Regions from separate parts of the Homo sapiens genome. Here regions 1 and 3 are each linked to region 2. The links are chromatin contacts, found by Hi-C or POLR2A ChIA-PET in ENCODE. All regions are on one chromosome and are shown on one strand. Each heading gives the region's core, a stretch centred on a gene start or an enhancer-like site at or near the end of the contact. The rest is flanking DNA. Distances are from core to core; before and after follow the strand shown. Region 1 overlaps GLP2R (glucagon like peptide 2 receptor). Region 2 holds the start of USP43 (ubiquitin specific peptidase 43). Region 3 overlaps GSG1L2 (GSG1 like 2).

Region 1 (4,148 bases), core at 1,056-3,555, 190 kb after region 2:
TAGTCCTAGCTACTCGGGAGGCTGAGGCAGGAGAGTCGCTTGAGCCTGGGACGTGGAGGTTGCAGTGAGCTGAGATCACGCCATTGTACTCCAGCCTGGGCAATACAGTGAGACTCCATCTCCAAAAAAAAAAAAAAAAAAAAAGAAAGAAAGAAAGTTTAGTTCATGTCAAATAAAGCAAAATCAGCATGATGTGTACATTGACGTAATTGACCGGAGGTCAAGTTGGGCAGACGAATGCACATTCTTTGGGACTGCATTCAGCATTCCTGTGGTCCCCAAATCATTCCCCATCCTTGACTCATCTAGAGAGTGGGGCACCCATGCTGGTTTCTGCACAGGTTACACCAGCTTCCAGTGCCAGGAAGGTGGGCTCCCACGGTGCCTCTGCCTCCATCAGTGGCATCCCTGTGCTAAAACACTGATGTTTATCAGACCCTTCTTCTCTCTGTAGGCATATTTTGTAACGGGACATTTGATCAGTACGTGTGTTGGCCTCATTCTTCTCCTGGAAATGTCTCTGTACCCTGCCCTTCATACTTACCTTGGTGGAGTGAAGGTAATAAGTCTTATTTTTACCAATTTTCCCCAACCAAGTGCTTTTCTGAAGTCCTCTTCCCCCACAAACAGTCCCCGTCTAAGCTCTCAGTAATACATCTTCCTTCTGTAATTTTTCTATTCCTGGATGTTCCATTTATTTTTATGTATGTATGTATATATTTATTTTTATTTATCTTTGTGGTTACATAGTAGGTGTATATATTTGTGGGGTACATGAGATGTTTTGATACAGGCATGCAATGTGAATAAGCATGGAGAATGGGGTATCCATCCCCTCAAGCATTTATCTTTTCAGTTACAAACAATCCAATTACACTCCTTAGTTATTTCAAAATGGACGATCAAGTTATTATTATTATTATTATTATTACTATTATATATCTATTTTTTGAGATGGAATCTCGCTCTGTCGCCCAGGCTGGAGTGTGGTGGCGCGATCTCAGCTCACTGCAACCTCCGCCTCCCAGGTTCAAGCGATTCTCCTGCCTCAGCCTCCCGAGTAGCTGTGACTACAGGCACCCACCCCCACCACACTCGGCTAATTTTTTTGTATTTTTAGTAGAGACGGGATTTCACTGTGTTAGCCAGGATGGTCTCAGTCTCCTGACCTCAGGTGATCCACCCGCCTCCGCCTCCCAAAGTGCTGGGATTACAGGCGTGAGCACTGCGCCTGGCCGATTAAGTTATTATTGACTATCATCACCAGTTGTGCTATCAAAGAGTAGCTCTTATTCATTCTTTCTATTTTTTGTACCCATCATCCCTCCCCACCTCCACTGTCCCAGCCGCCCACTACCCTTCCCAGCCTCTGGCAACCATCCTTCTACTCTCTATGTCCATGAGTTCAATTGTTTTGATTTTTAGATCTTACAAATAAGTAGCTCTCGTACTTTGAAGCTTCTAGAGTACAGATCCAGCAGCCACTAAATTTGGCTGCAGTGGGGGTAAGAATGGCCACTGTCATGGAGAGGAGAAACAGGTGGGGGAGAAAGATTGGGATGCTAACCTCCACACAATTTTTGGGTTGTTAGATGGGGAAGAAGGATTTTCAAAGAACCCTTTGCATTCACATTGAAAGGAGGTGCCAATAGGTTAGTGTTTTTAACTCCCATGGGACTTGGATGGAGAATTTAACCACTTAGCTTGCTCTGATGCTGTTTCAAGGAAGTAAACATTACTTAGATACCCAGGATAATATCCCATCCCTACCAGCCCCAGAAGCCCAACCTCTTGGTTATTTTATTCTGAAAGAGGAGAGAGGTGATTACTGGTTAGATTCCTGTTGCCTTTTACCACAGACCACCAGCAAATACAAGGACAACTAAAACTGTTCTCAGGAAAGATAAGTGGTTACAAGCTCCAGGCAAAACAAGGTGAGAACCAGCTTCTGAGAGGGTAAGATGATAGCCTTTTGTATTTAATTTCAGCCCGATAAATCATCCCATTGTGCAACTTTAGTTTCAATGTTTTGCGCCTCTAGAGCAGAGAGAGAGAGAGTGTTTAGAAGGAAGATACATTTCTGGGTGGGAGAGTTAGTGACCTATTTTATGGAAGTGTTCTCTGATGAAATCCAGTTGGAATCATCCCAAGAAGCATGAGAATGTGAGATTTTAGGGAGGGTGGAAGAGATAACTCGCTGGATCGGAGGACTCTGAATGACTCAGGCACAGTACCCCTGGGAGCAGCTCAGTGAGGGAAAAGAGCACTGGGTGTGGAGTCAGGAGCCCCGAGGTCAGACCCAGTCCCTCTGTTTTACACTTTGGAGACTTTGGGCAAATTCCCACAGCCCCCTGAGCTTCCACTTCCTCATCTATGAAGGGAAGGAGAGTTGCTAATTCTGAAGGTCACTCCGAGGAGTCAATGAGAAGGCACTCACAGGGTGCGTCGCACAGCTGCCGCTTGGTCCGCGGGAGCTGAAGCTGAATCCAGGGAGGAGCCCCTTGGATTCCTTCAAGTCTAGAGGCCCCAAACACCTGGACTTCTCAGTAGCATGTGGAGCCGATCCCTACTTCTCTGCTCACTGTCTACCTGTCCCTCTCTGCTCACTGTCTACCTGTCCCTTTCCAAGAGCTAAAAACACAGATCCATTCCACTGTAAGAGAAAATGAAGTGTTCAAAAAGCCACATTTACAAAGAAGTTAAATTAAAGCCTCTTTAAAAAAAAAATAGGTTTTGGGCTTCTGGAATGTGAAGGGAGTGTGATTTGCAAGAGGTGGGAAGTTACTCTTCCACCCGCCATTCTGTGCATTAAATCTTTAGAATCCAAATGGATCCCTGCAGTGAAGAGAATGTGGAGACCGTGGAAGGGCGCAGAGGAGAACATGTGCAAATGCACAGAGTGGAGGAGAGTCCCTGTGAGATGGGAGAGAGGAAGGAGCTTGGTAATATCAGAAGAGGGAGCGCCTGGCGCCTGTAGTCCCAGCTACTCCGGAGGCTGAGGCAGGAGAATGGCGTGAACCCGGGAGGCGGAGCCTGCAGTGAGCCCACATTGCACCACTGAGCGCCTGATGGCAAACAGAAGCTGTAACTGACGACTGAGGCTGGGGGCTGATGACGAAGGAAGCTGGGTGTTAGTCACTAGGGTTTCAAGCTTTCTTCTGTAGAGGAAGATTATGTGGAGTCCCAGAAGGTGTTAAGGCATAAAAATGGAGCACAAGTTGTAGTCTGGGAGAATGACATTGAGAGCATGCAGCTATTGGACACAGGAATGGAGGAACCAAGGAGGAGAGTGGGGAAACTACTGCAGTGTCCCAGAAAACAGCATGCTAAGGGTCTGGATTCTGGCAAGGGCAAGAGGGCAGAGAGAAGGAGAAAGATTAAAGTGTTGGAGGCAGAATGCTCAAGACTTGTCATCAATTGGAGTAGAAACTGAGGGACAGGGAGGAGTAGAAAATGGAGGAGAGGAAAACAAACTCCTCTTCCTTCTCCTCCTCCTCCTTCTCCGCCTCTCTTCCCCATCTAAGGAATGGTCTCAGGGTCCACCTGGCCCCACCCAAGCCCACATCTCAACCAGTGGGTAGCCAGGTCTTCCATCTCCTCCTCCCCTCCATCCCTCACTGCTGTGGGCTCACCAGCACCCTCTGCTGCTTCTCCATGGCCTCCTCTCCAGTCCCTGCCTCAGATCTGGCCCCCTCCAGGCACCTTTGGAAAAGCTTTCTAAAATATCATTCACATTCTGTCTCCCCAGCATCACGACTCCTACAAATGGCATGCAAGACCTCCTGCTGCCTGGCCCTGCTGACCTCGTTAGCACTCTCCCCCACGTTCAGGGTTCCCTGCACTCCAGCCCAATGAGCAACTCCCAGGCTCTGCACCTGGTCCAGCTCTTGCCACTCAGTACCTTGGCTCGCACACCTGCCCAGGAGGCCTCCTCACAGGCTCTGGCCATGCTCCTCTGCCTATAAAGCCCCTTGTAATTCTCAGCTCAATCCTTTCCTCCTTCTAGAAGATTTCTCAGACCTCTCCCCTCAACTACAGACCTCTCCCCTCTGCCTTTCTGAAGCCTCTTTTTTTTTTTTTTTGGAGACAGAGTCTTGCTCTGTTGCCCAGGCTGGAGTGTGCCGATCTTGGCTCACTGCAACCTCTGC
Region 2 (3,579 bases), core at 866-3,365:
TCTAATTAGAACTTTTAACATTTTGAATAAATTCTTAGTTGTTGGTTTTCTGTTATAATTTGTTTTCTGCAACTCTGCAAAACCCACAGACCTTCCTCATGATCTGTGCACAGACAGCATTGCTATTATCCTCTAAAAATAAGGTGAGGTGAATTTCCTTCTTAATTGCCATTTCATTGGTCAAGCTATATGGGACTAGACTCAGATTTAAATCCAGATCTTGGGCAGGCTTCTTAAAAATTCTCTGAGCCACAATTTTCTCTTTTGTCAAGCAAGAGTAAGTTCCTGCTCAAAAGGTTATTGTGAGAATTAAGTGACTAATGTACTAAAGCATCGGCAGAATTCCTGACAGGGTAGAGAGAAATATGCATGCTTTCTCAAAGAAAATGTGTGGTGTTGGGGATCTCAGGACAATTACCAAAGAAAGATGAAATTACAGAGATGCTTTATTGGAGTTGGCCATTACATCTTTCTTCTGTGCTTTCCACCAGAAGGGTGATGAAATGGACCTTGTGTCCTTGTGTATTAATCACCCAGCCGGGTATCTTTTTCCAGAGAGGGGTAAATAATGGCATTTTCCAGAACGCAAGTCTCCGATTCACAGTACCGTCTGATGTTTTAAGCATGTTATTTATCCTTTAAGTAAGGCTGCTTTTTTGCATGAGGTAACTGCTGTAACCCGGTTTGAAAGATCAAGTTTTTTGTTTGTTTGTTTGTTTTTTGAGACGGAATTTAGCTCTTGTCGCAATTTAGCTCTTGTCGCCCGGCTGGAGTGCAATGGCGCGATCTCGGCTCACTGAATCAAGCGATTCTCCTGCCTCAGCCTCCTGAGTAGCTAGGATTACAGGCATGCGCCACCACGCCTGGCTAATTTTGTATTTTTAGTCGAGACGGGGTTTCACCATGTTGGCCAGGCTGGTCTTGAACTCCTGACCTCAGGTGATCCGCCCGTCTCGGCCTCCCAAGGTGCTGGGATTACAGGCGTGAGCCACCGCGCCCGGCCAGGATCAAGAATATTTAATAAATGATGATCACTTATTAAACAACAAGTAACATTTCAGAGCGTTAGAATACTGCATCTCACATGGTGCTGATCTCTTCCTGAGCTAGAAATTGACGAGAAAGTCATTTTGCAAGACCTTGCCTGATTAATTATAAACCTGACAGTTGCATGGGATAAAGTGAGGGGTGGGGGAGGGGCCCAGGGTTACCCAGGGAATCAAGGGCGGGGCAAGGCCAAACTAATTCTGATTGGGCAATCATTCAACAAGGATCGTGCGTTAAGGAGTGAACCAGAAACCGCGTAGGGGGCGCGCCTGAGAGCCTGAAAACTTCCTGGTTAGCAAATACTGAGGCTGGAAAGGGCCTGAACTTGGCAGTCCATAGATCCAGGTCGAGTTCCGGTTTCCCTGCTTACGGATCGGGCGGCCTCCCTACGTTGCGATAACCTCTCTGAGCCCCCTTCCTTGCCGATTAAAGCAAGGGTGATCAAGTCTTGCAAGTTTTTGGAAAATGATTCTAACCCAATCTGTGGTGTAAAAAAGCAAACCACAACCACTCGGGGGCTTTTTTCACAGGGCAACACGTGGCTCCCAGTTCAGGTCCCGGGTTGGCGGGTGCAGGCACAGACTCTGCCTCCCCCCAAGGGGCAGACGGTCTGGAAGGAGGTGGCGACACCTGTCCGCACACACCTGAGCCTGCGGAGGAACCAGCGGTGCACAAAAGCGCTCCCCACCCCCACACAGCGCCCAGCGCGCGCCTCTCACCACGCCCGAGGCTGTGCTCTGGAGATGCCTGCCTTGCCCTTTTCTTCCTGCAGTAGCCAGGCCTTTACCATTTACTAGGCGCTTTCAGAATGTTCATTTCTCCGTAATTTCCACTGCTTGAAGGCTGCTCGAGGAACAGGAGCAGCGGCGAAACCCAGGTCTGTCGGTTTACGAGGTAAGGAAGGGTGGGGAATCCGACCACGAAGACTCCCAGTCAGCGCAGCGGGGGCGGCACCAGGCAGGGGTAGGGGTGGCCCGGCGCTGCCCTGGAGGGGGCTGGTCGTGCCGCCGGATTCCCGCGCGGGGCGGGGCTGCCCCGCCCTTGGCTCCGCCTCCGCCCCGTCCCCGCACACCTGGCCCGCAGGTAGCCGGCACCAGGAGCCTTAGAGAAGCTGTAGGGCCTGCTGGCCGCTCGTCCGCCTCGCGCCCGGGGGCTCCGCGCCTGGAGCTGCGCCGGCGGCAGCCATGGACCTGGGCCCCGGGGACGCGGCAGGAGGGGGACCGCTCGCGCCCCGGCCCCGCCGCCGCCGCTCCCTGCGCCGCCTGTTCAGCCGCTTCCTGCTGGCGCTGGGCAGCCGCTCACGCCCCGGGGACTCACCGCCCCGGCCCCAGCCGGGACACTGTGATGGCGACGGTGAGGGGGGCTTCGCCTGCGCCCCGGGCCCAGTTCCAGCGGCCCCCGGGAGCCCCGGGGAGGAACGCCCGCCCGGACCCCAGCCCCAGCTCCAGCTCCCCGCCGGCGATGGGGCGCGGCCGCCGGGCGCTCAGGGCTTGAAGAACCACGGCAACACCTGTTTCATGAACGCGGTGGTGCAGTGTCTCAGCAACACCGACCTGCTGGCCGAGTTCCTGGCGCTGGGGCGCTACCGGGCGGCTCCGGGCCGCGCCGAGGTCACCGAGCAGCTGGCGGCGCTGGTGCGCGCGCTCTGGACTCGCGAATACACGCCCCAACTTTCCGCGGAGTTCAAGGTAGGCAGCGCTGCGCCGCCGACCGCCCTGTCCCCCTGGTTTCGCCTCTTGAAAAGTGTGTGCACGATCAGGAAAGGGTTTTCTTGGGGCCTTCTTTAAATGCCGTTGACCAGTTCAGCCCCGGATTACCGGCTTTGTTTTGAGTCGATGTGTTACGCTGTCGCTTGCTTATGTTTTCTTTGTAAATTAATTCTCCTAGGTATTTTGAGAGGGAGTGGGGTGAGCTGGCAGATTGAAGGGTAATCAGCGTTTTTGGATTCAACAAGCATTTGTTGAAGTATTGAAGGCTTGTGGGCCAGACAGTGTTCTAATGCCAGCTCTAGAGCTTCCAGTCTGGAATGATGTGGGGTAGGGAATGGGATGTTGAAGGCCAAGGCCTCAGAGGAAGGAGGTGATGCTTGCGTTGAGATCTGAATGATGAGAAGGATGCAGTCAGGGCAAGCTGTAGGACTAATCCAGGCAGGAGGAACAGCAAGTACAATTGCCATAGACCCGAAGGAGCTGAGTGCTGGAGACAGGGAAAGAAAAGCAGTGGCGTTGGAGCTTAGGAGGCAGATGAGTTTCGCCAGATCACGTAAGACCTAGGAGGCAACGGTAAAGAGTTTGGATTTTATTCTAAGCCCAGTGGAATCTGACAACCTACAGGCCAGGTACCGTGCTGAGTGCCCAGCAAAGGCAGTGAGCGTGCTATTTTGGAGATAGCATCCTTTTGTTTAAGGCGCATTCAATCCCCTACAATGTATGAGCACGGGCTTGCATTTTATTGTCTGCAAGATCACGGTCTACTTACTCGGGTTGCTGCCGGGTCGTGAGGCTTTGTAAATTGTTTGTATCACTTCACCCG
Region 3 (4,094 bases), core at 1,523-4,022, 160 kb after region 2:
ATTTTCCATTTGCCAACCGTTGTTCTAGATGCTGAGGGTACAGCGAACAGTTCTTGCATAGAAAAATGTAGCATGTATGAGGGGGAGAAAGATGAAAAGAGATGACTTCATTATACCAAATGAAGATCCAACTGGGTGTGTATTGCAGCAAAGATAGATGAAATGAGGCGCCTTGCTTCTGTTTCTTGAGGTGGAGCACGGATACCTGGGCGTGTTCACTTTCTAAACATTTATGAAGCTGTACATTTGTGATTTGTGTACTTTTCTCTCCGTGTGTTATACTTCGATAAAATTGACATTTAAAACATTTATAAGGAAGCAAAGTGCCTTGTGAGCTCAGAGGATATAGCAAGGAATGGTTTTTGACTTGAGCCTCAGTGACCAGTTGCCTTCTGTCCTGCCTTGGTGTCTGACTGACCACTGGCTTTCTTCTCCAGAGGCCAAGTGTATCATCTGATGATGCCAGCTGCCCTCACATGGCTCCAAAAATTCCTTCTTTCTTTCCTTCCTTCCTTCCTTCCTTCCTCTCTCCCTCTCTTTTTTTTTTTTTTCAGAGTTTTCCTTTTGTTGCCTAGGCTAGAGTGCAGGGGCGCGATCTCGACTCAATGCAACCTCCGCCTCCCGGGGGTTTAACTGATTCTCCTGCCTCAGCCTCCCGAGTAGCTGGAATTACAGGCATCTGCCACCACACCTGGCTGATTTTTTGTATTTTTAGTAGAGATGGGGTTTCACCATGTTGGCCAGGCTGGTCTCGAACTCCTGACCTCGAGTGATCCACCTGCCTGGGCCTCCCAAAGTGCTGCGACTACAGGTGTGAGCCACCACGCCCAGCAAAAAATTTATTTCTTTACCCATGTAACAAACCTGCACATGTACCCCCACTCTGAACCTAAAATAAAAATTGATAAAGAAAATAAATAAATAAAAATAAAAACTTGTCCAAATAGTTTTTAAAAGTTTATTTCTTCTTTGGCATCCTCAGCCACAGTGTTCACAGGTGTTTTTCACAACAGCGAATTCAGCGAAGTCTCTCTCCAGTGTATTTCATTCCCTGTAAGATGAGACTTTGACCTGATATCGTGACAGTCACACAGGACCTGCCTACATGAATACATAGGGATGAAAAACCATATGAAAGAACCTGCACACTGCAAAGGGCAGAGGCTTGTGGGTACAAACTCTCCTGCTCTAGGTGAGCACATGGCCCAGGGAACCCCAGCAGACATTCTCTGGGTTGGGCTTATTCCAGCAAGAATCCATTGTCTATCTCTCATATATGCTTAGCGCAATGAAACACAAAATTCCACAGAAGCAGCATTTGTCAGGCAGGTGCTCACCTTGAGCCACAAACACGAAGGTAGCTGGATTTTTTTTTTCATTTTTTTTATGACAGTATAAGTGTTACAGTTCAGCATAAACAGATTTTTATTGGATTTTTTTCCCAGAAATGATATGTTTACAAAACACGTGAATATAATTTTTAAAATGGATCTGAGCAAGGACATATTGAAGGTTGTTAGAGTTTGCAGTCCCTTTCTTTTCTTTTTCTTTTTCTTTTTTTTGAGACAGGGTCTCACTCTATTGCCCAGGCTGGAGTGCAATGGCGCGATCTCTGCTCACTGCAACCTCCACCTCCCAGGTTCAAGCGATTTCCCTGCCTCAGCCTCCTGAGTAGCTGGGATTACAGACATGTGCCACCATGCTTGGCTATTTTTGATGTTTTTTTTTTTTTAGTAGAGACAGGGTTTCACCATGTTGGCCAGGCTGGTCTCGAACTCCTGACCTCAAGTGATCTGTCTACCTCGGCCTCACAAAGTGCTGGGATTACAGGCGTGAGCCACTACACCCACCCCCTTTCTTTTTTCAAAAAATCAAATTATGTGTGGAACAACCTGTGGCCTGAATAACATGGTAGCTGGACATGGGATGAATTGATACAATATTGCAGATGACTGTATTAGGAATCCTGCAGCCCACCACTGCCTCCAACAAGACCTGCATGTTTGGTAATGTTTATTTTTAGAAGCAAAAGTGGCTGGCGATTTAATTTAAGCAGAACAACTCAAACATGTGTTCCACTTAAACTAAGATAAGATGTCATTCCATTTGACTGTGTTTTCATTTCTATCATTCGACTGTCCTTCCAAACTGATTTTACTATGAGTAGAAACACAAAATTTCCAAGAAAAAATATTTTAAAAAATAACAGGAAACATATTTTGAAATTTCTGTCTTCTTGATTCAAATGAAAAAGAAAGTATGACATAGCCACACATACTTTATTGTGTGTGTCAATTAGGAGAAAACATTTTCTGGATTTTTCTGTCAACAAACCTATGCGGACAACACATTTTGCCTCCCTTGTAGTTAAAAAGACTTGCTTTCCTCTTTCTTCAACTTCTCTTCCCTTAGTACTGGCATCCTCCCTGTTTCTTTGGTATCCTTATCAAATTCACTGTCATTAAGAAGCTCTCTTTTATACTAGAGTGTCAATGGTTGATATCTTCAGTAAGCATTATCTCACTTCAAGGTACTGGCATTTTAACAGGAATCAAAGGCTAAAGCCAAAGGTGTTTAGTAAAAGGTGAGATGTGGAGGGGTGGGGATGGAAGCTTTCCCTGGACAACAATCTCCTGAAGTCCAACCCAGAGGCAGGGTGTACATTGTGAGTGTCAGTGCCTGGCTTGTTTGCCTGTGCGGATGTGGCAGCCATGGACACTGGCTAGCATATGGACACCTTGCCTGGGGCGCCTGGTGGGAGGTGTCCAGAAACATTCCTGAAGGCTTGTTCAGCAGGGCAAGGAGCAGCTCCTGTTTTCCAAATGCTCTCCGAAGCCTCGGGTTCCAGGAAGCTGTGTTGAGAGTGCCGACTGCCGTTCTGTGCCTGCTGCTTCTCGGTGAATTCCAGGCGGGCTGCCGTGAACCTGCTCATGGCCGAGACCGACACAGCCAGGCAGAGGGCGAAAGAACCCCAGGCAAGGCTGTCAACAGAAGGCACCGTTAGGAAAGGGCTGAGGGCTGTGATTCCAGGACTTCCTGTTTTCTCCAGACTGGGGGTCAATCTGGAGAAAACAACAGCTCCTCGTTCTACTCAGTTTGGACCTGCATTTTGGATCACAAATCCCAGAGTCTAGTCAACGTACTGTTTAGCCCAAGGGTTAAGAGAATGGATTCTGGAGTCACTGTGCTGGCTTTGCATCGTGGCCCCACCTTGTATTAACCATGTGACCTTGAGCTGGTTGCTTTACCTCTTTGAATCAGTTCCCTCATCTGCAAAGCTGGAATAATATTAATGCTGCCACCAGGGTGGCTGTGAGGAATTCAGTGAGTGAATGCGTGGGAAGTATTAATACTTAGTATAGCATCTGCTGCATAGAAGTTTCCAGATTATTGCTGTTGTTGGCTGTAACCCAGGACAGTGGCATTGGTGTCATTACTTTTTTTTTTTTTTTTTTTTTGAGACAGAGTCCCTCTCTGTCGCCCAGGCTGGAGTGCAATGGCATGATCTTGGCTCACTGCAACCTCTGCCTCCCGGTTCAAGCAATTCCCCTGCCTCAGCCTCCCAAGTAGCCGGGACCACAGGCATGCGCCACCACACCCGGCTAATTTTTGTATTTTTAGTAGAGACAGGGCTTCACCATGTTGGCCAGGCCGGTCTTGACCTCCCGACCTCAGGTGATCCGCCCGCCTTGGCCTCCCACAGTGCTGGGATCACAGACATGAGCCACCGCGCCCGACCAGCATCATTATTCTTATATCCCCATCCAGGCTGTAAGCCTGTTGCATACTGAGATGATGGGCTACACTTTTCATCCTTCAAAGAACCCAGCACTGTGTTGGGAACATGGTAATTAGCATCTGCTTTATACCAAAGGGTGTTCAAATGTTTGCATTATTATGAGATAAAGAGAAGGGCTGTGTGGTGGACAAAGAACAACCTAGAGAAGAAAAGCAAAATGTAGGGCTAACCAGAGACACTTCCCAATGGATAATAATAAGATTAACAATAATAAACAGTCTTGTATGTATGCCAGGTGCTGTGATGGGCACCAGATTATCTAACTGAACACCTCACGGCGACCCCCTGATGGAGG

Evidence for each region. Hi-C counts contacts between places; a loop is a spot of excess contacts on that map. ChIA-PET counts read pairs that join two places held with the same protein, here RNA polymerase II (POLR2A). Pooled maps may share reads with other maps.
Region 1: a loop to region 2 is called in a map of PC-9, with 12 times the contacts of the local background. The contact joins the enhancer-like site here to the promoter of USP43 in region 2. A Hi-C loop is called at or near these places in 1 of 168 maps with a recorded cell type or tissue (PC-9) and 1 of 50 pooled maps. POLR2A ChIA-PET finds 5 or more read pairs at or near these places in 2 of 52 experiments (A549 and HEK293).
Region 3: a loop to region 2 is called in a map of PC-9, with 6 times the contacts of the local background. The contact joins the enhancer-like site here to the promoter of USP43 in region 2. A Hi-C loop is called at or near these places in 1 of 168 maps with a recorded cell type or tissue (PC-9). POLR2A ChIA-PET finds 5 or more read pairs at or near these places in 3 of 52 experiments (BJ, H1 and WTC11).

The regions. Positions count from the first base shown.
Region 1 is chr17:9,835,917-9,840,064 of GRCh38, forward strand. GLP2R (glucagon like peptide 2 receptor) reads left to right here. Exons shown (of 13, transcript NM_004246.3): 3 at 455-559. Among named protein-coding and RNA genes, the nearest start is that of GLP2R, 12 kb to the left of the region's middle. Within about 2 kb of position 2,306, at least 8 of the 41 ENCODE cell types and tissues checked have a DNase peak (open chromatin) inside an H3K27ac peak, as active enhancers do; they include PC-9, where a contact is called at or near this core.
Region 2 is chr17:9,643,402-9,646,980 of GRCh38, forward strand. USP43 (ubiquitin specific peptidase 43) reads left to right here and starts at 2,116. Exons shown (of 15, transcript NM_153210.5): 1 at 2,116-2,735. The coding sequence starts at 2,232. It overlaps LOC124903924 (a long non-coding RNA gene), which reads right to left and starts at 2,026. Exons shown (of 2, transcript XR_007065615.1): 1 at 1,835-2,026; 2 at 429-1,106. It overlaps LOC107985011 (a long non-coding RNA gene), which reads right to left. Exons shown (of 3, transcript XR_001752790.2): 2 at 3,526-3,579; 3 at 2,704-3,316. CFAP52 (cilia and flagella associated protein 52) reads left to right here. Exons shown (of 14, transcript NM_145054.5): 14 at 1-46. RefSeq lists a silencer at 1,989-2,048 and an enhancer at 2,357-3,004.
Region 3 is chr17:9,799,664-9,803,757 of GRCh38, forward strand. It overlaps GSG1L2 (GSG1 like 2), which reads right to left. Exons shown (of 5, transcript NM_001310219.2): 5 at 945-2,981. The coding sequence ends at 2,723. Among named protein-coding and RNA genes, the nearest start is that of DHRS7C, 10 kb to the left of the region's middle. Within about 2 kb of position 2,773, at least 4 of the 41 ENCODE cell types and tissues checked have a DNase peak (open chromatin) inside an H3K27ac peak, as active enhancers do; they include PC-9, where a contact is called at or near this core.